3 separate regions of the Mus musculus genome follow, and regions 2 and 3 are each linked to region 1. Evidence: chromatin loops called from intact Hi-C (ENCODE). Cell type or tissue: left cerebral cortex. All regions are shown on one strand.

Region 1 (8,000 bases):
AGGCAAACCTGGTCTGCAGAGCAAGTTCTAGGCTAGCCAGGACCACAGATCGAGACCCTGTCTCAAACAAAAGGTGGAAGGAGCCTAAGGAATCGCACTTGAGGCTGTGCTCTGATCTCTACATGTATACACACAAACACGTGGACACACACACACTTCAGAAAAGCTCTCCCCCCACCCCTGATTCAGGAAGTGAAATATCATCACTACCATCACATCAACACGGGTGGTGTCCCAGGGGGTGTGAGTAACATAGGCTACTTGTACCAGGGACTCAGATCATCTCTGAGTCTGGCTGTAATATAGTCTTCCTCTGAAACACCAGTGGTACTCAACCTTCCTCACGCTGCGACCCTTTAATATAGTTCCTCATGCTGTGGGGAACCATGACATTATTTTCGTTGCTACTTCATAGCTGTCGTTTTGCTACTGTTATGAATCATAATGTAAAGATCTGTGTTTTCCAAAGGTCTTAGGTGACCCCAGTGAAAGAGCCATTTGACAGCGCTCCCCATCCCCAGGGCATTGTGACCCGCAGGTTAAGAACCACTGCTCTGGAGGTGATGCTCCACCCGCATAGCCAAGTAAAACAAGCCCAGAATGAGGCAAGGAAGCCAGGCCTGAAGAGATGGCTCAGTGGCCAAGAGCACCGGCTGCTTTTCTAGAGGACCCAGGTGGGGTTCCTGCCACCCTGACGGCCATCTGTAACCTGTAACGCCAGCCCCAAGGGAATTCGATGCCTTCCTTCTTCTGCAACACCTGTGCTAAATAGATATGCGTGCAGGCAAAACACTCGCACACATAAAATAAAAAGAAGTGCCTTTCAGAGTAAGAGAAGAGTAACACAATGACCAAACCCGCAACTGTCAGAATTTGAGAATGAAGCAATCGCCGGGCGGTGGTGGCCTTTAATCCCAGCACTCGGGAGGCAGAGGCAGGAAGATTTCTGAGTTCGAGGCTAGCCTGATCTACAGAGTGAGTTCCAGGACAGGTACACAGAGAAACCCTGCTGTCTCGAAAAAACAACCAAAAAAAAAAAAAAAAAAGAATCAATCATTGACAGAGCCTTAGAAAAGTAAGCAGAGAGAAAAAAAAATCAGAACAGAGGTAATCATTAACGCAGGGAAAACAAAAGGCTCTGCAAGAAGGAGAAACCAGCAGACAAGAGCTCTTGACTCAGCCTTAAACATTTACATAGTTACAAAAAACAAACAAACAAACACTGACTCCCGGTTTGAGGGAAAGAAAATGAAGGAATCCGGGAGATTTCAAAGTATTGAGTTAGGCATCTTTTACAGTGGGAAGTCAACAGTATCTAAGAAAGAAAATTCAAAAAAAAAAATAGAGAGAGAGGTGCCTGTGCGCCATTTACAACACATTTAAGTAAATCAATAGGAAAAAAATAGCAGAAATAATTAGAATTGCCTGTCCTTGAGAGGGTACCTGAAGTGGAGGGGCGGGGTGGGGCCGTGCAGCCGGTCCTCAGCAGCCTACTCCTGCCCTTTGCCTCTCTAAAACATCTTCATCTATAACTTAATAAACAGAAAGCTCAACTCAAATCAGAAGGTTTTACTGGCCAAACAAATCCTGCTACTGCCCCGTATTAAAGCTTGGCTCATATAATCAGCATATATTTTACTATTTATGCCTCAAATTGCAGAGAATGATGTAAGTTTAGGAGACATTAACCAGGATGACTAATCCAAGCCCACCAGGCAGCCTCTATCCACACAGGAGGCCAAAGCTGCCCTCCCTCCCAGCCCACCACACAAGTGCATCAAGTAGTCACAAAGTCATGTTCCACTAATTGCTTTTTGACAAACCGCCAGCTTTGTGGCAAAGTACCAAAAACAGGGACAGAAACAGCTTTAGACATAAGAACCCTGGAGCCTCTCTTGTAAGAACCCATGAAAAACACCCGATTTCTGGAAGAGCCACAGAGGCAGAGGCATCCCGAATCTATAAATACCTCCCGACATGTTTCCTGCTACTGATTCAAGACTCGAGGTGAAGATTTATGGCTTTCCTGGTCTCAAGAGTACGACTGTCAGAAGTTCAACCTCAGGGCTTAGAAAACAAGATTTCTCCCTTTTCTCTGATATACTTTTTGTTTGTATGTTGACTGGGTGGATGGATGGATGGATGGATGGATGATGAATAATGGATGGATGGGTGGATGGATGATGGATGGATGGATGAATAGATGGATGGATGGATGGATGAATAGATGGATGGATGGATGGATGGATGGATGGATGGATGGGTGGGTGGATGGATGGGTGGGTGGGTGGATGGTGACTGGATGGAGCTGCATGGATGGGTAGATGGGTAAAATAGACTGGATGGATGGATAGATGAAGGTGCTTATACCTACATAGGAACATAACATAAAGAGAGAGTCTTCACAGGCTCATATAATCCATTGTCCATTGTGAGTTTTAGGCTGGTGTTTTGTTTGCACCGATCGTATTAGAACTGTACATCGAGTGAGTGGTTGCTATTTCTATAGATCCAGTGAGTGGTTGCCATTTCTAAACAGTCTAAGTCAACTTACGCTCGGAAGCGCTTGTCCTAGAAAACTAAATATGCATTCTGAGCCACCACTGCCAAATCACTTTTTGGAATTTGTCCTTGAAAATTCAACTTGGAGCTGAAACCACAAAGTTCAGAGCAGAATGTTGGTGCCGCCTCTTCATGGGGGAGGTGGACCTAAGTCTAGATACAGCCTAAGTCTCTTAAGTCGCTTAGACATTTTTATATGCTGTGCATATATATGTAGCATAAACATCGTTTGAGCTCTGTTTGAGTAAGCTTACTAAGTCCGTCTGCAGAGTCATGCCTCTTCTAAGTGTAAGGACTTCTCCTAAGCCTGGCACCCCATTATTCAAAACAGTTACATATCTTAGCTGGCAAAACAAACAAACAAACAGGATCGGCATGCTTCCTAACTCCCAAATAAAACAGTCTTTCTGGAGAGAGAGATTGAGTGTCTGAAGTAGCATGGAGAAATGAGGCCCTGGCAGCAGCCACCGGGCCAATCTGTTTAGAAGAGATCCAGTCACAGGAGAGCAACTGGGGGAGGGAGCAGGACAGAAGCACACCATAGCCCTTTCAGGGGGCCGGGGGCGAGGGGTGGACAAGAGAAGACAGATAATGACTCGCAGGATGAAGAAGCCTCCCACAGCCCCTCCCTGAACTGGCCATCTGTTCTGGGGCCCCAGAGCAGGCGAGTACCGTGAAGCTTGGGGACTAGCAGCCGGACCACCGAACAAAGTCAACCAGCCAGCTGTCCCACGAGGGGAGAAGCTACCATTGAACTGTCACTTTGGAAAGTAGCCAGAGCCCATCCCTGGTCACCACCCAACTGAACAAAGCCCCCTCCTGGTCCTGCAACTGAAATCCGGGGCTCTAGGGAGCCCACTCCTGTGTCACTGTGAAGGGAAGGGCAAGTGCTTCCGGCCTCCAAAGCACTCGGCAGACACAGGCAGGCGGCTCCTGGCAACAGCCTTTCAAGAGCCTGCCCACATCCACTTGGGTAACACCGCTCTTTCTATCAGACTTTCTTCTGCCAGACGCGGGATACAGGAGGCGTCTGTACTCTCAGCTACTTGTGAGGCCGAAGTAAAAGAATCCAGCAGTTCCGCTCTCCAGGAGGGCCATGTCTCTGAAGCCAATCCCTTATAAGAGCTCCTGACATTCTCTCTCCCCATCCATGGTGACTCTTCCCTAAATGGCACCGCGGCCATCATTCTGAGTCACTTCTCAAGAATGGCAGAAGGACAGAGAAAGAAGAAGAAGAGAAAAAGCACAGCTGTAGAGGGGCCTTTTGGGTTCCATTCTGCAGGGCTGGAGCTGAGAACAGGGTAGACTCCGAGAGGAGTTCTGTGTGCTCACGCCACCCTGAGGCCGGCATGGGAACTGCAGCTCATAGGGTTTAAAGCCCCTTCCTTCCAGGGTTCTCTTTCTACAGTCTCAGATTCTCACGGTAAACCCAGGTCTGAAAATATGAAATGAAAATTCCAGAAACGAGTCATTCACAACTTAGAAAAACTTTTCTTATATCCTACTATATTATCATATCTCATTATTAGTTTTTATTGTTCTTTTTTTTTTTTACTATGCCTACTTTTTTCTGGTTGTTTGTTTGTTTGTTTTTCGAGACAGGGTTTCTCTGTGTAGCCCTGGCTGTCCTGGAACTCACTCTGTAGACCAGGCTGGCCTCCAACTCAGAAATACACCTGCCTCTGCCTCTCAAGTGCTGGGATTAAAGGTGTGTGCCACCACTGCCCAGCTATGCCTAAATTTTAAAAAGTTTATTGTTAGGGCTGGTAAGATGGCTCAGCGGGTAAGACCACTGACTGCTCTTCTGAAGGTCCTGAGTTCAAATCCCAGCAATACTTGGTGGCTCACAACCACCTGTAACAAAATCATCTGAAGTCAGCTACAATGTACTTATGTATAATAATAAATAAATCTTTGGGCCTGAGCAAGCAGAGTTGATGGGAGTGAGTGGGGTTGACTGGAGTGAGCAGAGGTCCTAAAAAGTTCAATTCCCAACAACCACATGAAGGCTCACAACCATTTGTACAGCTACAGCGTACTTACATACGTAAAATAAATAAATCTTTTTTAAAAAAAGTTTATCATTGAGTACATAGCTGGAAGTAAAACCTTACATAGGGTTCGGTACTGGGTGGCAGTCTCAGAGAGCAACCCCCACAGAGATAGGAAAATACCTGTCAGTCTGCTGTAGTTACTGTAGCAATTCTCAGCTTTTGCTTGCTAGGGATAGAGGCCCTTCAGCAGTAGAAATGTCTGACTCCAAGCTGGAGCTAGAATCCACAAAGAAAAGAAACACAATTCACCACCAACACCATGCCATCATCTCCACCTGGAGACCTTCCATGGGTTTGTACCTCCCCCTCCCCCCCACCCCCACAAAGTCATGTCAAAATGCAAATGTGAGTGTCCCATTAAGGAAAGGATGTCCTTTTATTTGCTCTAGGACAGGAAGAAATGGGCAAGGACAGTGTTCAGAGCAGCGAGGGGACAGAGCAGGACTCCTCGCAGAATCCCCTGACTCCTGGTGGCACACAGGCATGTGGACTCAAGGAAGGAGGAGGATCCCATCCGAAGCCTCCATTGTATCCCTGAGCCCAAGCAACACTGACTCCTCACACTAGGTGCAAACAGGGCCTCGGAGAGCCACGCACAGCTTCTGGACCATTTGTGGGCTGCGGTGACTCTCGCAAGCTGAGACAAACCATTCCTGTAAGACGCAGCATGCTTAGGGTGGGAACTGACCAGAAGGCAGAGATGCTGCCCTCCTATCCTGGTTCTATCACACCCGAGGGCACAGGCTAGGTGACAGATTCTAAAACTCTGGTCTGGTGCAGCAGCACAGAGCTTCCCAAGGCCTTGTGCCTGCCCCCACTTACACAGAGGTGAGGGTCTCAGGCTGGAACTGCAATGAAGCTCAAAATGACTCTAGAGTGAAAAGAGACCTAGTTACTTGGGGGCTGCCCCGGGGCAGTCTTCTTTCTCCATCATCTAAAACAAAGAGATTTAGCTTCTGGGGCACCTCCTTTCCAGCTCACAGTGGAACCACCCGAAGAGCTCCAAAGTGCTGAGCCGGACGAATCAGGATATCTCAAGAGCAGAGCTAACACAATCTTCCTTATAAAAAGTCTCAGCTGCCTCTGCACAGGCGGGCAGAAGTCCCACCCTATAATTAAGTGTTCTTTCTCCCCTCTGCCCGAAGAGTAGCAGATCACCCTCCTGCCCTGCAGGTGACAATCGGACAGTTCTGAGCAGGAAATCAGCTCAGGGGAGGACCAGATAACTGGTCAGAACCCCAGAGTATTTGGGAACTAGTCAGAACCCATCTACAAAGACTTCCTGAAGCTAAGGACAACTGCAGATAACTAAAACCATGCTGGAGACGGCTCAGTCCGTTAAGGGTTTGCTGTGTTTGAGTATCTGAGTTTGATCCCTAGAACCCACACTTAAGGGGTGGGCCGGAAAGTATGGTGGTGCGTGGCTGAAATGCCCGTGCCAGGAAGCGGAGACAGGTGCATCCCTTGTGCTTGACAGCAGGGCAAGCATACTGGTTGAGTCCCCAGTTGTGGTTATTACAGGGGGAGGGGGGAGTGAGAGGGGGGAGGGGGGGAAGGGAAGGGGAGGGGAGGGGGAAGGGGAGGGGGAGGGGGAGGAAGAGAGAGAGAGAGAGAGAGAGAGAGAGAGAGAGAGAGAGAGAGAGAGAGAGGAGAGGAGCTACCCATTAGGGGAATAGTTCCTCTTCCATCTGATCAAGTTGTACAAGATGGATCTGCCAGCCTCTGTTGCTCTGGGTAACTGCACTGTGGGTACTCACAAAGCAGGCAGCTTGAACTGGTAGCTTTGCAACCCTGAAGAACTCAGTCTCTCTGTGCCTTGGTTGGTCCATTCAGAAAAAGGAACACTGATTGGGCTTTGAAAGACTGCAGTGAGGATGCCAAGAAATAACACAAAGGAGCCGGGCATGGTGGCTCACGCCTTTAGTCCCAGCACTCAGGAGGCAGAGGCAGGCGGATTTCTGAGTTCGAGGCCAGCCTGGTCTACAAAGTGAGTTCCAGGACAGCCTGGGCTATACAGAGAAACCCTGTCTCGGAAAAAAAAAAAAAAGAAAAAGAAAAAAGAATTAACACAAAGCATCCAGTGCAGCACGGGGTAAGCACTCAATATGTGTTCAAATGGATTCATAGGAAGGTTCTCGGAGCTAAATCAAGTGTGAAACACTGGGGTAGATAAAGGCCAGCCAGTTTCTTACCTCAAGATGTCTTCAAATGACCAAATGAATGGTGCCAGTGGCAGTACCAGAGGTATTCAGGGTTACTGAGATCATAGCCTTGTGCCCCATGCAAGCCAATGGGCCAGGAATGAATGGCACCTCGTGGTGTTCTCAGGAGGCACACTGCACCTGCAAGGCAGGTGTGATGGCCACCCTTTCTGAGCTGTCCATGCTCTCCCCCTGAAGGGCCTGTGACAGATGAGCACTCCAGTAAGGACCAGGGAATGTCCTTGGAGACAGCTTGCTCTTTGCCAACTCTCACCGAGGACTTGTTCCAGGATGAGTGATGAGGAACCTTGTTATGTTAACAGGCATGACAGACGAGGGGAAGAGAGATGCTCAGGCTGGTAGTGGGGAAGGACTCCCTCCCCTCATCCAGGGTTTCATAGCCTGACACTGTCAGCCAACTCGACTCCTGCCTTTCTAGTCCCTGGCTGAATGATCTTGGGCAAGTCACTTGGCATCTCTGAGTCTGGTTTTCTCACTTACACAACTACGTGGCATTGGCTTTCTTGATCAGAGGCTCCGAGGTCCCTCTTGGGACCAGCATTCTTAATGCACTTCCAGCAAGATGGAGAAGGAAGTAGGAAGAGGAGAGAGAGAAGGGATTCTGAGGAGCAGTTTCCAAGGAGGTTCCATAAGCAGGGAGAGAGAAGGGAAGAAAGGGGCTCCTGTCACCCCTGCTGAATCTAAAGAGACCTCAAGCCCTCTAGGCCAATGGGCATGTCCTTAAAAATTCATGGTAATCACATGCCATAGTTTCCAAACAAAACATCAAGTCCAGGTGTGGCCTCACAGACCTGCAGTCCCAGCTCTTGAGGCAGAGGCAGAGGCAGAGGCAGAGGCAGAGGCAGAGGCAGAGGCAGAGGCAGAGGCAGAGGCAGAGGCAGAGGCAGAGGCAGAGGCAGAGGCAGAGGCAGAGGCAGAGGCAGAGGCAGAGGCAGAGGCAGAGGCAGAGGCAGAGGCAGGAGGCAGAGGCAGAGGCAGTCAAGGATCGTCACATGTTTGAGGCCAGCCTGAACTACACAGTGAGTTCCAAAGCACCCCACATTTAACATGCTGCAGCTTAAGGGGCCTTGCTCTTTCTCCATCCATAGAAATGTCACATGTGCAGATGACAGACCCTGTGCCAGATGCCTGGCCTGCCATTCAACACCACCAATCAATCCAG
Region 2 (8,000 bases), 190 kb before region 1:
TTTGGTTGTGGTGTTTATCACAGCAACAGGGCTGTAAAGTAAGGCAGCCGCTGTGGGCAAGACTTCTTCATTCAACAAAGTCAGTCCTGAGCTTTGAGGGTCTGAGCAGAGGAGCAGCCTTGCCACCTGGTGACTGGCTCTCTACTGAAGTCAGGCAGCCTTCAACGCCAAGCAGACACAAACAGACGCTAGCAGTCATGAACCATGCAAGCAGCAAAGGCCTGGTGTCTCTTGTGGACACAGAACTCAACAAACAGGGAAGGCACGAGATGAATTAAAATATACCACGAGGAGCCCATGATGATGGTCTCTGTGGAGAATGGCTAAACCCAGAGAGTCACCAACTCCTTTTGAATTAATAACTTTAACAGGTGCCCAAACAGTAGGGTGTTTGTTTGTTTGTTTGTTTGCTTGCTTGTTTGTATGTTTTTTTGGACCAAAGAGGCCTACAGTTCATTTGGGAAAGAAATGCACATTGTGACAGGTTCATCACTAAATGTATAGACATAGCAGTTATAGCAGGTTTTTCTTGCTGTGGAAGCATCCTTGACTTTCTTGAGTTCTCTCATTGCCTTGGGAAGCCTGTGGACAAAGGGGCTTTGCACTTGACTGACAGGTGGGAGGGGTGGTTCCAGAATGCCAGGAGAACACAGCAATTCTGACTCAGCATCTTAGGGCTTGGGGTTGCTGGAATGGAAGAGATTCCCTATGGGCTATATCTGAATTCTAAAACCAGCTTCTAGAGTTTCCCTGCACTTTCAGACAGCTTCCTCTCTGCCTTCAGACTACACAGCCTGCTGCTGTTCCTGTGATGTCAACTTAACTTGGATTCCTGTTTGTTCTAATGAAGTGCTGGGTCTATGACGCTGTGAGTCCATCCCAAGGCCAGAAATAGTTCAATCATGGCTGTGTTGTTGTTGTTGTTAACATCTGTCTACCACTTCTGGCTAAAGGGTCACATCTTTGATAAGTGAAGCACACTTAGTGCGCTGTCAGTCTCCACGGGGCTAAGCTATCTAATGCTTGTGTTCTGTTCCTGTCTCACTTCCAACGGCATTGTCCTTCTCATTAAGCCGGTTAGCCCCAAAGTCATTATTGATTTATGGATTATTGATTGATATACTGAAGACAGGGTCTGACTACACAAGCTCTGGCATCCCTGGGTGGCCTGCACCTTGCTTTGTAGACCAGGCTGGACTCCAATTCAGAGAGATCCACCTACCTCTGCCTCCACAGTGCTAGGATTAAGGGAGCACTACATTGTACACTACACCCCACTGACATTGTTACAACAAAACCAACCCCCACATCTAAACTCGAATCATCTCTCATATCAGCCTGGCCTTTCGCATTCCCAATTCCTTCCCAATGACTCTCCAGACTTATGACTCTTTGTTCCCATGGGGACCAGTCGACCACTTTTGGGCTCTCACCATCTCTTCCTTCTCGTTCCCCATCGTACGCAGCAGTGGTCCCTTGTTAAAAACCACACATCCTTCCCCATGTGCCTGGCTAATGTCAGCTCTCCACCTAAGCTGCACCGGTCTCTAAGGAAGTGGATGGTCTTGAGGAAAACACTGCACCAGGATGTCAGCCCCAGCTTGAAGTCTCGCTGGGCTGCAGAGTGCTTCTGTAAGACCCCCCGAGAAGGGCAGCCTCCAATTGCCAAAGGTGCCTAGTCCCCAAGGTCACCTTCCTCATAGTTGATGGCTTATATTCCTTACGTAATTGAAAAATGGAAAGAAAACATCATCCACTCCCATGTACTTTGCCTCCCATCGAATACACAAGGGATGTTCCTATTCTGTCCACATCTTTTGCCTCCCAACTATGCTGCCCCCGCAGTTCTCCGGTCACCGATTTCTCAGTCCCTCTCATTCCTGTGGCTCAGTTCTATGAGATCATAGTTCTGTTGTCATCCTCTTGCTCTGTCCTCCCATGAGTGTCACAGAGACCATTGCTCTGTCCTCCCATGAGTGTCACAGCCGCCATTGCTCTGTCCTCCCAGTGTCCTTCCAACAGACACTCCCTGGTAGAGCCTCCTACTTCCCTTGTCTTCACTTTCAAATCTCTCATTCTCTCTCTGACCCACTCTAACTAGCTTTTCCCCATCACCATCCCACCGTGGATACTCTAGCCAGGGTCAACAGCAGTCTCCAGCCAGCCTAACCCATTGGTCCCTCCCCAGATCTCACTGCGCACACACTCTCTCTGCACGGCAGCTGTCTATTAAGTCCTCTGCCACAGACTCTGAACACACCTCCCCTGTGGCTCCCAGGAGACCAGCCTCTCCTGACATCCCAACATCCTCCCTGGCCATGCTGCTGTCTGCTCTTCTGGAATCTTCTCCTACTTTCTTTTCTGTCTACTCATAGCCCCCAGGTGGCAGACACTGGCGTGTTGATTATCCCTTAGATACATCAACCATCTCTCAGGTCTGGCTGTCTCACTGATGCGTTTTGAGTCTGAGGTCCTTCTCTGTGGGGTGCTCCCTCTGACCCCCACACTCTCTCTGAAGACATTCTCCTGACAACCTCCCTTATATCATTCAGGTCTCTGCTCAAAAGCTCCCCCCCATAGAACTGAATGTCTTATCTGAACAGCAGCTCAGTAGTTTAGGTCACAGAAAAGAATCACTCATTGCAGGAATGAATGAATGAATGAAAGAATGAATGACACAAACAAACTTAATTGAAATTAAAAAAGGGTCAGACCATTGAAAACTCTTCCTTCCTTTTCCAATATGGACCCATGTGGGGAGGGGCTGAGCAGAGCTGGGAGGACGGCTCAGTGGTTAAAGGGCTTGCTGTCCCAGCATGGGAATCTGAGTATGATCAATATTCAAAAGCTAGGTATGGCAACATGCAATCCCCATCACAGAAGAGACCAAGTCAGGCAGGTCCCTGATGTTCACTGATTGGCTGGCACTGCCTTCTTAGTGAGTTCTAGGCCAGTAAGAGGCCCTCTCACCCGAAACAAGGTAAAGGTAGGGACTGAAAGATGGCCCAGTGCTTCAGAGCATCTGTTGCTCTCATAGAGGACCTGGGTGCAGCTCTCAGCATCTGCATGGAAGCCTACAGACACGTGTAACTCTAGGTCCAAGAGATCTGATGCCCTCTGCTGGCCTCTATGGGCACTGATCATACGTGGTATACATATGGGCAAAATACTCATGCACATTATATAACACACGCACATATGTATATATATATATATGCATGCATACATACATAATATATACACACACATATATGTATGTATGTATATATATATATATATATATATATATATATATATATATTAAAATTTTAAATTAATGGGTAGGGAGATGGCTCCATTGAGTAAAGTGACTACCATATAATCCTATGGATTCAGATTCCTGGCACCCACATAAGAGCTAGGTGAGTCACATATGCCCATAACCCTGTAACACAGGGGATGGAGACAGGTAGATCCCCAAGAACTTGCTGGCCAGTCCAGGTCCACTCAGTCAGTGAGCTCTGGGTTCAGTGAGAGATTCAGCCTCAAAAGACAGGACAGAGAGAATAGTGGAAGATACCAGACATCAGCCTCTAGCCTCCACATGCATGCAAATATACATACACAAGCACCTTTATGAACACACACGCTCGCGCACGCGCGCGCGCACACACACACACACACACACACCACATCACATATGCATATATACACAAAAAAGATTGATCAAGATGGACAGCTCCTGAGGAATGATACCTGAGGTTGACCTCTGGCTTCCACATACGCACACACGCGCACACACGCACGCACGCGCGCACGCACACACACACACACACACACACACACACACACACACACACACACACACAGAGAACTGTATATTAGGCTGAGGACCTGTATATTAGGTGGGTCTGTTCAGCCCACTGTCTAGGCCCACCAGGGAAGCCCAATGCATTTCTCCTTAGGGTCTTGCATCATCTGAGCCTCTTCTGTCCACCTGTGCAACTCAGCAGGTGAGCAGACATCAGAGGAAGATGTCAGCTTGCAAAGCTGGCAGCCGTCCCCACCGCCTTCAACAGTCCCCTTTCTTCCTTGGTGACGACAGTCCGCTTTGCAGCTGTAATTTTCTGTTTAGGTAACGTCTTATTTGCATGCAGAAACCACGTCCCTTTTCCTATTACTGATGTAAAAGATTGCTTATTTCTAATTATACTGCAGGCACTCACGGAATTCAAAGAGCAGAAAATATGTCAGGCGCAATTTACAAATTGTGGTTATTTGTGTACCCGCTTGCCCAGATTACGGCAAATATAGAATAGGGGGGAAAAATGGTCATTAAAATACCAGCTCTGCTGAGCAGAGCCCTGCTTCCATTTGTCCTCCCTGTGTTCACTGAATACAAAGCTAAACACTAAACGCAAGCTTGCTCTGGTACCCGTGATGTTTCCCTGTATCTTGATTTTCGAGTGGGTGTTTAAGAGAGGAAACTTTCCCCGGTTGCTCCCTGCCTGCCTTGGAAATACCATTTGCCTCACACTCAAATCACGGTTTCTAAAAAAGAAAAGGCTCTTTTTTTTTCCTTGTATTTTGATTTTCAGAAATGTTTCAGGAGCTGGAAAATTCTTCCCAAAAATCCTACTAACTGGGACAGAGTATTTCAAGGGCCCAGGAATGAAGCCACGGTGTGTCAAGCGGGGTCCTTGTTCGTCATCTCAGTGTCTCTGGAGTGCCTAAGGTCAGAGTTTGAGCCCTGGAAGCCCCTCGGCAAGCCAGATTCAGCTTCTCACCCTCAACATGGCAATGAAACTGCCAAGGAGAAGCTAAAGTCTGAGAGGGGGAGGGGATTTATTAAATGCGGCCACATTGGAAAGGATAACAAAGAGGCCCGGCGACCACCTCCCTCATCCCAGGTCCACCTTAGGGGCACTAGCATGAGGTTTAAGTTTAAACGGAAGCCAAATAAGCAGATTGGCCTGGACAGGGTCCTGTCCATCACCCATCAATGTCTTGGTCCTGGTCTCTCCTGCGAGGTGGTCTGACGGATTGTCAGCCAGAAGACAAGCTTCTCCTCTGGCTGGCACCAGGCATCAGCCCCTTGTGTCTCCCATCAAGAGACTCCTGGGGAAACTCCAATTTCTGGGGTCCGCTGTTTTAACAGATAACTAAAGAGTGAGATGCAGATGTCTCATTTCTGCCCTAATCTTAAGTTGGACCCTGAGTCTAAACTTACGCTTTCCTACATTTTAAATGCTATTAAACTCTAAAGAACACATACACAGGCCTACCTGTGTGCTTGGGTGCTTGACCACAGCACTGAGAGCCGTGCAGAACTCTGTGTGCTTTCAACCCCGAACCTTAGTGAATGTAAACAAGTCACATAATTGGGCCCCAGGACCTTGGATCTACCCATTACCCAAGGTTGGGGGTTAACGGACACTCACGGGTGTCTGCTTGGATTGAATGACCACACCTTCTAGAACCTTCTTTGCTCTAAGTAAGGATATTTCTAAGCATTTATGATCTTCCAGAATTCACGCAGCGGCACCGTTGTCTACTCACCAGCCCTAAGATTGTCTCACTCAAAGTCAGCATTCACTGCAGAGCCTTGAGGCTAGGGGGATCAAACGCAGCGATCAGGAGGAGCCCTAGTGGCCAGACAAAGTCCTAATCCAAATACGCACGGACTCTGGATATGAAGCAAATGTCTGATCTTCCCGCTGAAGCAGAGCGCACTCTCCACCACAGTGCATGCATTTTTGAAGACACAGGTCTGGGTGCAGCACCCAAATGTGGACTGGTAACGATGAGCTAATTCCATTCCGTATGCACGCGTGGGATGGCGTATGAGATGCACCAATCAGAAACGTCCCTTTGCTCCTTTATACCTGGCACGGAGCAATGTTCGCCAATCTCTGCATCGTGGATGCTGCCATTGGCCCCCTCACAGGAGAACTTTCTGTTATCGAACAACATTTCAACAGCACATAATTTCTGCTCCCTCCTGAGTTATTTAAGATCCGTCTCCTTCATAACCCACCAATGATACTGTCACTCGTAATTGTGTCCCGAGCCACAAAGATTCATTTTCACGGCACTGGGCCGGGTTTTCATTTCGTTCTCATTTATCTGGTAGGAGCAGATTTGATTTGCACGAGGCAGCCATGTGCCGTATTGATCAGCGTGGCTTGGGTGCCATGTTAGGGACAGGGGACTCTAACCCAGTGAAGAGAGGAAACAAATGAACACTCGGAGCTAGGTGGGTGAAAGGTGACAGGAGCCAGAGGCAGGGAAGGGGGGAGAGGTCTGGGCGAGTCACAATGCAGAATTCGGCAGTCACAGTAAGCAGAGATTTGAGAAGTGTTTGTGAAGCAGAATGAGATCAGCCTGGTAAACTAAGTGGATTTGAGGATTAGAGAAAAGTGAGAGAGAGAGAGAGATAAATGAGGCGAGGCTTCAGGCTGGAGAGGCCGAGTAAATTTGGTTCCATTAAGTTCTTCCTGATATGAGCAATGAGAGAGAGAGAGAGAGAGAGAGAGAGAGAGAGAGAGAGAGAGAGAGAGAGAGAGGATGTGGAGGTTGGAGAAAAGGAGATCTATCAGGGTACTCCACTTTAGAAGCACTGAATATAAATGGCTCTGGGACAAAGGAGTAAGGGGATTCAGAAAGAGTAAGTACGTCTGATCCTGACATTCGTGAGAGAGCTTAGCTGGACTCTTGACTTGGAAGCCTCAGCCCGGGGGTTAAGGAGAACCATGAGTGTGTGTGTGAGAGAAGGGGCGTATACACACCGGAAGAGCTGAAGAGATGACGGGGGATGTGCGGAAGGGTGGCTGCTAAGTGAACGGTCAACTAAGGAGCCAGGAAAGATGCTGGCAGATGGCAAGAAAACGATTGGCTAATTGCTGCAGATGCCCTCTGAATCTTAGTGTGGAGCTGGAGGAGAGTGGGAGAGTCCTCTGTGGAGCTGGGGGAGTGGGAGAGTCCTCCGTAGAGCTGGGGAAGAGCGGGAGAGTCCTCCGTGGAGCTGGGGAAGAGCGGGAGAGTCCTCCGTGGAGCTGGGGGAGAGTGGGAGAGTCCTCCGTGGAGCTGGGGAAGAGCAGGGAGAGTCCTCCGTGGAGCTGGGGGAGAGTGGGAGAGTCCTCCGTGGAGCTGGGGGAGAGTGCGAGAGTCCTCCGTGGAGCTGGGGAAGAGCAGGGAGACTCAGCTCCTGATGGACGCTTCAAAGGGGGAAGAGGAGGAAATGACAGGAGGATGAAGGCTGAGAAGGGAGCTTGGAAAGTCTGACAAATTTCTGAAGAATTTCCTAGAAAAGAAGAGAAGGAGCCACCAAGTCCTGAGAGCCCGGCACAGCACGCAGCCCAGAACCTGCACCGGAACCGACCCCTCGCGGGCGCCATCTCTCACAGCTCGCTTCGGGAGCTCCAGCAGAAAGAGGAAGCGGGGGTAGGGATGAGCCAATGCTGAGGTCAACGGACAAAGTGTGAGGGAAGGGAAGATTCTGGAAGAGAATGACCCAGAAAAAGAGAGCAAAGAAGCCAGTGAAAGGAAATGTGTCCACTGTAAGAAAATGTCCAAAAAAAAACAAAAAAACAAAAAAACAAAAAAAAAAAAACGGGAAGTAACAAGAGACAGAGGAATGCTGAGCACTGGGGTCAGAGGATCTGATGGTAAAGTTCACATCAGACCTGAGCACCTTGTTCAAGAGTAACCACAGGCAGGAACTGCCCCAGGGAGCTGTCCACACACACATACATGCACGCACACTCGCACACACGCACACACGCACTCATGCACGCACACACGTGTGTGTGGGTACACTCTATGTTCCTCATAGTTGGCTTCCTCTTCCTCCTGGGCACTCCCCAGGATTCCCTGCAGTGAGGGGAGCCATGTGACTCCAATATAGCCAATAGGAATGTGCACAAAAGAGAGAGCCATAGGATATTTCCTGACTTAGTGGTCTGAATATCTGGGGACAGACGTGACAGAAAACAGCTAACCTCGAAAGAGTCTCAGGGAGG
Region 3 (8,000 bases), 440 kb before region 1:
GTGTGTGTGTTCTGGTCTATATAATGAGCTCAAGGCCAGATTGCTCTGTGTGAGTGTGTGTGTCTGTGTGTCTGTGTGTCTGTGTGTGTTTTCTGGTCTATATAATGAATTCAAGGCTAGCTTGCTCTGTATGAGTGTGTCTGCTGTGTAGGTGTGAGTGTGTGTGTGTATGTGTGTGTGTGTGTGTGTGTGTGTGTATGTATGTATGTATGTAACTGGTCTATATAATGAATTCCAGGCCAGCTTGCAACACACAGGGAAACCTTTCCTCAAAATAAAGCAAAAAGGATAAAAGAAAGGGAGAGAGGAATCTTTACACACGTGCCTGGAGTGACAGCAGGCGAGACTATCAGACAGTGCAGCGGCTGTCAGGAATGGTAGCTGGATCCTTCCCCTAATGTTCTGGCTAAGAGCAATAATAAAGAGCCAGGTCCTTTACCGTCCACAGCCCCCCACACACACAGCACCCACACACAGCGCGCACACACAATCCTACAGTGATCCTCTCTCTCTCTCTCTCTCTCTCTCTCTCTCTCTCTCTCTCTAAGCAAAGTTGGCACAGTCATCTTACTTTTCTTAAATATTTATGTAGGTGTGGACTTTTTATATATGGGTGTTTTATATGCATGCATGCCTAGCAGAGGATCCCATGGGACTAGGGTGAGAAACAATTGTGAACCACCATGTGGGTGTTGGGAATTGAACTCAGCACCGCTTGGAAGAGCAGCCAACTGCTGAGCCCTCACTCCAGCCCCCATCTTACTTTTAAGAGTATGTGTGGTCCATCGCTGACCCTGACGCTCATGTTCCTTGACAAACACTCCCTGTGCCTTATCTGAGACTGGGCCTACAGATGACACCCATGTGTCCCTGTTCGACCCCCTTAAGCGACAATCCTTAGACAGATGAGACCTTGCCAAGATGAGACCCAGGATGAGACAGACCTGTGAGGCTGATATACACACACGCACCACTAGGTGGCGACAGAGCCTGCAGATGCAGACCAGGGGATGGCAACCGCTCCCGGCTCCTGGGTTTTCTTTTATAAACCTTCCCTGCCCGCCAGATTTGTTACACGCTGGCCAATGCCTTTCCTTTAGCCCAGGTATTTGTGGGCATAGAAGTAAGGGGCCTACCTGGACCTCTGCAGTGGGGACTCTAAGAGTAGGACTGGGGTCCATCTCTTTGGAGTTAGCAGGCTCTTCATCCACAGGGCTTTAGCAGAAACTGGCAAAACAGCTCTGCACTCCTGTCCAAACTCTGCCGGCCCCACCCCGACCCACCACACGCTGGGATCCACTGCAACAGATCATTATACTCACTCTGGACAGGTACAGCCTGCTGAGTTTGTCTTAAGAACACATGAGCCACTAATGGATGGGTGACTGTTGGGAGCCGCCCCCACATTCGCCGTCACAAGATGGCGCTGACATCCTGTGTTCTAAGTGGTAAACAAATAATCTGCGCATGTGCCAAGGGTATTTTATGACTACTTGTACTCTACCTTTCCCGTGACCGTCAGCTCGGCCATGGGCTGCAGCCAATCAGGGAGTGATGCGTCCTAGGCGAAATATAACTCTCCTAAAAAAGGGGACGGGGTTTCCGCCATTTCTCTCTCGCTGGCATCTCTCTGGCTCTGCGCGCCCTGCGCTCGCTCGCTGCCTAAAGATGTAAACAATAGAGCGCGCGCGCCGGAGCTCTGGCTCCTAAAGATGTAATAGAAGGGGCTTTTCGTTTTTTGGGGCTGGGCGCTGGGCGCTTGCCCTCCTGGCTCCCAAAGATGTAAGCAATAAAGTTTTGCCGCAGAAGATTCTGGTCTGTTGCGTCTTTCCTGGCCGGGCGTGAGAACGCGATTAAGAGGTGACAGGCATGTTCTAGGACCCTCACCTTTTAAACCTCAGATGCTCCAGCTTCAGAACCTGACTGCCCAGGTGACCCTGTGCATGGCTCAGCTATGACAACACACACACACACACACACACACACACACACACACATACACACACACACACACACACACATACACACACACACACATACACACACACACATACACACACACACACACACACACACACACACATACACACACACACACACACACACACACACATACACACACACACATACACACACACACACACACATACACACACACACATACACACACACACACACACACATACACACATACACATACACACACACACACACACACACATACACACACACACACACACACACATACACACACACACATACACACATACACACACACACATACACACACACACACACACACACACACACACACACACAGAGAACCTAGAGATTGAAGCAGAGCAGATTAACCAGTGAAAATCACTTCAAAGAATGTGGGCTATGTCTCCTTGTTCAATCCCACAGGCCCAGGCCAGCAGAAGAGGCTCTCTCACCATGGCAACCACAGAAGCCTTAATGACCAACTGCTGTGTGCTGTAGCTGGGGTCTGAAAGGAAAGGCTAGAGCTCCCACAAAACCTAAAATTTGGTCCTGGAAAGAGTCCCCAACCAATGGCTGGTTCCAGGAACGCCCTACAGTGGGTTATCTTGTTGTCAGGGCAAACACACAGCCCTCTGTACCCAAGAGGAAGCCACAGAGCTGTAAGAGGCAAAGTCATGCTCCGCCCTAGGGTTTTCTATGATAGACTGGGTGTTTCTGATGAACCCCTTTCAACTTTTTTCTTGATACCACAGCACTATAGCAGCCAAAGGCTCGAACAAAGGAGTACAGAGTCACGCTCCTGGTAGGTCAGGTCCAGCTGTCTATTGAGGACAGTCATGCTGGGGCAGAGCAAAGCTATGGAGTTCCCTGGCCAAGGCCGGGGTTGGTTTTCTCATGAGGATGCCAGCCTTTGCCATTCAGCAGCAAAAGACATCTGCACTCCAGCGATCTGGAAAACAGGATGGTCCTCCTAATGTGTGCGACACTCGTCACAGGTCCCCACAAGCCTACTGCTGACAAGCCTGCTGCCAACCTCTCGTTCATAGAGGGAAGCGAAAGGAGAGACTTCCACCTCCCTTACCTAGACCAGTGGGGTTCCGAGGCCACCGGGACTACCACAGTGGGGGTGGGGTGGAGGAGGGGCTTCCATAAACACCAGGTTCTGGGCCCAGCACCACAGCTATTGAGCCCAAAGCTCAGAGGTGGGCGGAGCCAATCCCCTCCAACTGACTGAGATGACACCAAGTGGGGTCTAAGCTTCAAGGTTTTCCAAAGGCATCTACCACCACCCCCAACAGCCACCAATGTGTTCCCTGTATACCACAGTTCTTAGTGATGATGTCTGACACTCAGGATCCCCACATGGCCATCTAAAGCAGTGATGGGTACGTGAATCTTTTATCTAAAGATAGATCAAGAATTTTCTAGAGGATACTAAATTGTATTCTGGTCAGCCCAGCCACGGCAAAGGCTGTGGCCAAGTATTTTACCCTAGCTCTTTCAGTGGCTTTATCTTAGTTTTTCTTTCTTGATTTGTTATTTGATTGACTTATTGATTAATGATTGGTTTGTTCCGAGGATAAAACTTTGCACTGCACAGATCCTAGGCAAGTGTTTTACAACTGAGCTTAAACTCACAGCCATCCTTGATAGATAAGGGCAGCCACTCCTGCCCTTATTCTTGCTCATAAATATAACATTGTTTGAAAACTGCCTTTAACACCTCCGGTATGAGAGGAGGCATAGATATACTTAACAGTCTGAGACTTTACTAAGCACTGTCCAACCCCCGTGAGACAGGGAAGGGCAGGATTTTCAATACAGCAGAAAACTGGTAGATTTAGAGATGCATTTGTAATGATGCTACCTGGACACTAGAGGGCGCCATACCCCAAGAGTCTGGATGACCTGGCCCTGGCCCTGGCCCTGAATGGGCTCCACGTGTGGAAGTACAAAACTTAACAGGATAAAAGGTCCCAGATATCCTAGCTGCAAGCCTCAGGATGTAGACTCACATCCAGCTGCTGGAGTGACCAATCAGCAGGTTCCTGGAGGCCCGCAAAGAGGAGTCAGACATGTACCATATGCTCTACTTGCTCCTACGTATGCCAATCACCCACATAGCAAACATTTTCTTACACACATCTCTTTGCAACATTCCCAGACTCCCTTTGTCCATAGATGGGGACTCGGTGGACTCGGTGGCCAAGCATTTATCTCCCGCGTGCTTTAGGTCCCATCCCTGGCTCCACAGGGAGTCCACACTGACTTGCAAGCAGAATGCTGGGAGGCAGAGTTCCTGGATCAGGGAAGCCATAACCCTCTCCCACCCACCTAGGCAAGGCTGACGTCCCTGCCACCAGGCCAGTCCTGCAGAAATAACACAGCGGAGAAGTCACCATTTGCGCGTGGGTATGGGTGGGGGGCACATACTGAACGTTAGCACCCAAAGGCCCCTTCTTCGATATACTTAATAGTCTGAGACTTTTGGGGGGGGGGGGCTTTTCGAGACAGGGTCTCTCTGTATAGCCCTGGCTGTCCTGGAACTCACTTTGTAGACCAGGCTGGCCTCGAACTCAGAAATCCACCTGCCTCTGCCTCCCGAGTGCTGGGATTAAAGGTGTGCACCAGACTTTTCTAAAGCACTGTTCAACCCCAGTGAGAAAGGGAAGGGCCGGATTTTCAGTACAGCAGAAAACGGGTAGATTTAGAGATGCAATTGTGATGATGCTACCTGGACACTAGAGGGCGCCATACCCCAACAGTCTGGATGCCCTGGACTTAAATTTACTTTTTATTTCATAGAGTCTCTTGTCAAAAAACAACCTGCCCAAAATGACTCCCTAGCAGAGGGTGGCACCGTGTCAACCGCAAGAATAGGTCTGTCACAGCCCATGCAAGTCCCAATGAACAGAGACAAAATATAAAGAACCATGTGCTTTGCTCCAGAGAACATGCCATACAAAGACCAACCAAAGACCAACACTGCAGCCGTTCTGAGACTGACCAAGCAGAACTCGTGCTCAGAGCACTCATGCCGTGATCAACCAAGCATCGTGGTCCCAGCACTGAGCACCAGGTGGGACACTTCAGCCAGTCCTGGGGGACCTTTGTCTCCGGGCAAGGGCTCGGTCTCAGGAGCCACAGCAGGGGGACACTACAGCTGACCCTGAGGACTGGAAAGGCTGTAAAGAAGCCACAGGTAAGGGAGCAGGTACAGGTACAGGTACAGGGGACAGGGAGCTACTGCCAGGCCAGGCTGACTACCCAGCGTGGTGAGGAGGCCCGTGTCATGGCCCGCAGGGCTACTGTCTAGTTTTATTTGAACTCAGTAAAAAGAACACTTTCCAGCTAAGGAAACTGTTTGACTCTGTTGTGTTAACCTGCTCCTGTGAACAACACGGCTGTAAAACGGGACTTCTAATCTTGTTTTTAATGAGGACCCTAAAAGAGGAAAACGTGAACAGGGAGGGCCACATCCAAGAAGCACGGGCCCTGAATAATAACACCCCCTCTGGCACCCAGGACCCCTCCTTTAGATCGTAAGGCTTCTGGCCTCACTAGTCACAGCAATTGGTATCTAGAAGCCTCTTGCTGGCAGGGGACCTGACAACTGTCTTGAAGCCAACAGTGCCTGCAGGGCTGGGAGAGACAGGCGGCCACATGCAGGTGTCCCTCGATGTATGACCAACTTACAGCCTCTGAACACAATGGAAACCAAACATCAAAAAGCTACTTAATTCAGCCAGCTGGCCACACACCCCCAACTTAGGGGTGCAGAGCACAGCAGGCTGGGGGTTGTAGCTGGCTGCCCTTGCCCTGGGGTCACGGAGGCCACTGAGGATGGGGTCACATGACAGCCAAGCCAGGGAAGTACCCAGATTCCAATCAGAAGGCAGGCTTTGCACGGAGAGCATTTCGCTCACAGGACAGTAAGGTCAACAGCTCCAGAACAGTGCTGGGGACAGAATGCAGCAAAGGAGAGCCTGCAGAGCACGCATGAGGTCTGGGGTAAAGATGGGTGTGTGTGTGTGTGTGTGTGTGTGTGTGCGTGCGCGCGCGCACGTTGTGGCTTTGTTTTCTTGCTTTAATGGACATTTAAGCAAAGGAAAGTTGGAGCCTAGATGACCAATGAATGTTCTGGGTGTTCAATGAAGTAAGGAGTGTGGAATCAAACACAGGGCCAGCTCCCCTGGTGACCAGCCCATCTCTCTCACCTCCAGCTTTGACAGACACCGCCTATCCCGAGTTGTTCACAAAGAGGGCTGAGTAAACCGGAAACCCCAAGAAGAGGACGAGAGGAACCGGCAGGAGAAAGGACCTGCCTGTGGATGAGCAAAGGGCTGACAGGCAGTGCTGAGCGGCTGGAAGAGGGAAGAGAAGATGATCTTGGAGCGAGGTCCCCAAGCTCAGACACAGAGGATTGCTTAGAAAAAAAAAAAATGACAGCTTTTGTCTGGGTTTGAGGTGGCAGGCTCAGAAGATAAGAAGGAGGCCTGTGCCCAACTCCATGGGCTTCCCTCGAGTCTCGCTTGGGCACTGCTGAACACGCCTGGCTGAGCGGACCGTTCTCCCTCTCCACCAACCTCATGGGGTCTCAGGGAACTGCCTAAGGAGTTACCTAGCAATGCAGGACAGGATGGGAGTTAGCTCTGTGTTCCTGTTATTTACATTTTAAAAAGGTAATGCACACACACACACACACACACACACACACACAGCTTCTCATTCCACCCTGTTAGAACAAACCAAAACCAAAAAGATTAATCATTAAAACTTTAGAAACCTAGTACCTAGGCACCGGGGTAGCCCGAGGAAATAGCGGCTTGTTCTCAAGGAGATGGGGCAGAAAACCTGCCTCTGTATCAAAATGGGAACCTGCAGAATGAGCCCTGTGTCTCTGTCACAGCGATGTGATAGGGACATCTGCCAAGACTTTCAAGGAGACAGACGCTGGGTAGGTTTCAGCTTAGGCCACTGGCAACTCTCCTGTTCTCCCACAGTGCGCGCTAAGGGCCCTACTACCCATAGGCAGCCTGCTCACCTCCTGACACTTCTCAGCTACAAGCTCCTACCCCCAAAGGAATGACCCTTTGGGTTAAAAGCTCTGCAACCCCCCCACACACACACACACACACACACACAGTAGTTCCACACTTAGCAATCCATAAGCCAGGGCAGTTGGCTCTCGAGGCTGGGCCATGAACTCAGAAGAGGACAATGCAGCTTTTTTCTTTTGAGGAAGGTGTTTGCTTAACACTCTGCCCTCTGAAGGCCAAAGAGAAGAGCCGGGCTGTGAAGGCAGGACCAAGGATCAGCACCCAGAAGGCATCCCAAAGCCAACACCCCAGGGGGGTCTGCAGCGGAGGAGCACGGCATGAGCAGGGGGTGGGGAAATGCAGAAAGGGTCCCCAGAGCCTGCACATCCACTTACAGGGACAAATGGCCCTTAAGCTATAGCTGTGTGCCAGAGTGTTCCAAGAGGCTTAAAAGACGTGGAGCTGGAAAGCAGAGGAGAAGATGGAGGCTGAGATGTGCCGGTACAGCCCCAGGTTCAAGGCTGGATGGATACTGTTTCCTGGCTGTGCGCTTCTGCCCATCAGGAGCCCCTTCACCAGTGCCCCCTCCCTTGCTGTAAATGCACAGTCCCACACACAGATGCCAGTGTTGCTTCCAACCAGGTACCAAGGACCCAGTTGGGTCCAACGGTAAACTAGAGAAAGACAGACCATAGAGCATCCATAACTACATAGACATAAATGGAGCCAGCATGCAGGGGAGATGCTAGGGCGAGAGCCTGCTGCAAAGGCATGAGGACCTGAGTTCAAAGCCCACAGAGCCTGGTGTGAGTGTGTCGGTGCCTGGATCCTTAGCATGGGGATGCGGAGGCAGGATGGTTGCGGGGGCTTGCGGCTGACAGCCTAGCTGCAGTGAGAGATGCTGTCTTCAAGGAGTCAGGGGGAGAGGGATAGAACAGGTAGGGTACCTAACATGTCCCCTCTGGCCTCCACATACCC

Evidence for each region. Peaks named below come from ENCODE experiments on the same cell type or tissue, not always from the same donor. Only the 100,000 strongest peaks of a DNase experiment are listed, where the experiment ranks them.
Region 2: a loop joins it to region 1, with 2.7 times the contacts of the local background. A loop is called at or near these places in 3 of 42 quality-filtered maps.
Region 3: a loop joins it to region 1, with 4 times the contacts of the local background. A loop is called at or near these places in 32 of 42 quality-filtered maps.

The regions. Positions count from the first base shown.
Region 1 is chr11:113,608,648-113,616,647 of GRCm38, forward strand. It overlaps a transcript of Slc39a11 not described here. Among named protein-coding and RNA genes, the nearest start is that of Sstr2, 6.7 kb to the right of the region's middle. In left cerebral cortex, a CTCF peak has its summit at 3,906; DNase peaks (open chromatin) are centred at 1,870, 2,631, 3,244, 3,590 and 1 more place; H3K27ac peaks cover 1,029 bases.
Region 2 is chr11:113,415,039-113,423,038 of GRCm38, forward strand. The region is part of intron 5 of Slc39a11 (solute carrier family 39 (metal ion transporter), member 11); the gene reads right to left. Among named protein-coding and RNA genes, the nearest start is that of Gm42094, 25 kb to the left of the region's middle. In left cerebral cortex, a CTCF peak has its summit at 3,082 (motif pointing left); DNase peaks (open chromatin) are centred at 2,975, 4,148, 4,430, 5,730 and 2 more places; H3K27ac peaks cover 1,091 bases.
Region 3 is chr11:113,171,631-113,179,630 of GRCm38, forward strand. The region is part of intron 1 of 2610035D17Rik (RIKEN cDNA 2610035D17 gene); the gene reads right to left. LOC115487747 (a long non-coding RNA gene) reads right to left here and starts at 1,453. Exons shown (of 2, transcript XR_003949613.1): 1 at 1,323-1,453. In left cerebral cortex, CTCF peaks have their summits at 980 (motif pointing right), 3,868 (motif pointing right) and 4,729 (motif pointing right); DNase peaks (open chromatin) are centred at 992, 1,351, 2,873, 4,147 and 2 more places; H3K4me3 peaks cover 907 bases; H3K27ac peaks cover 639 bases.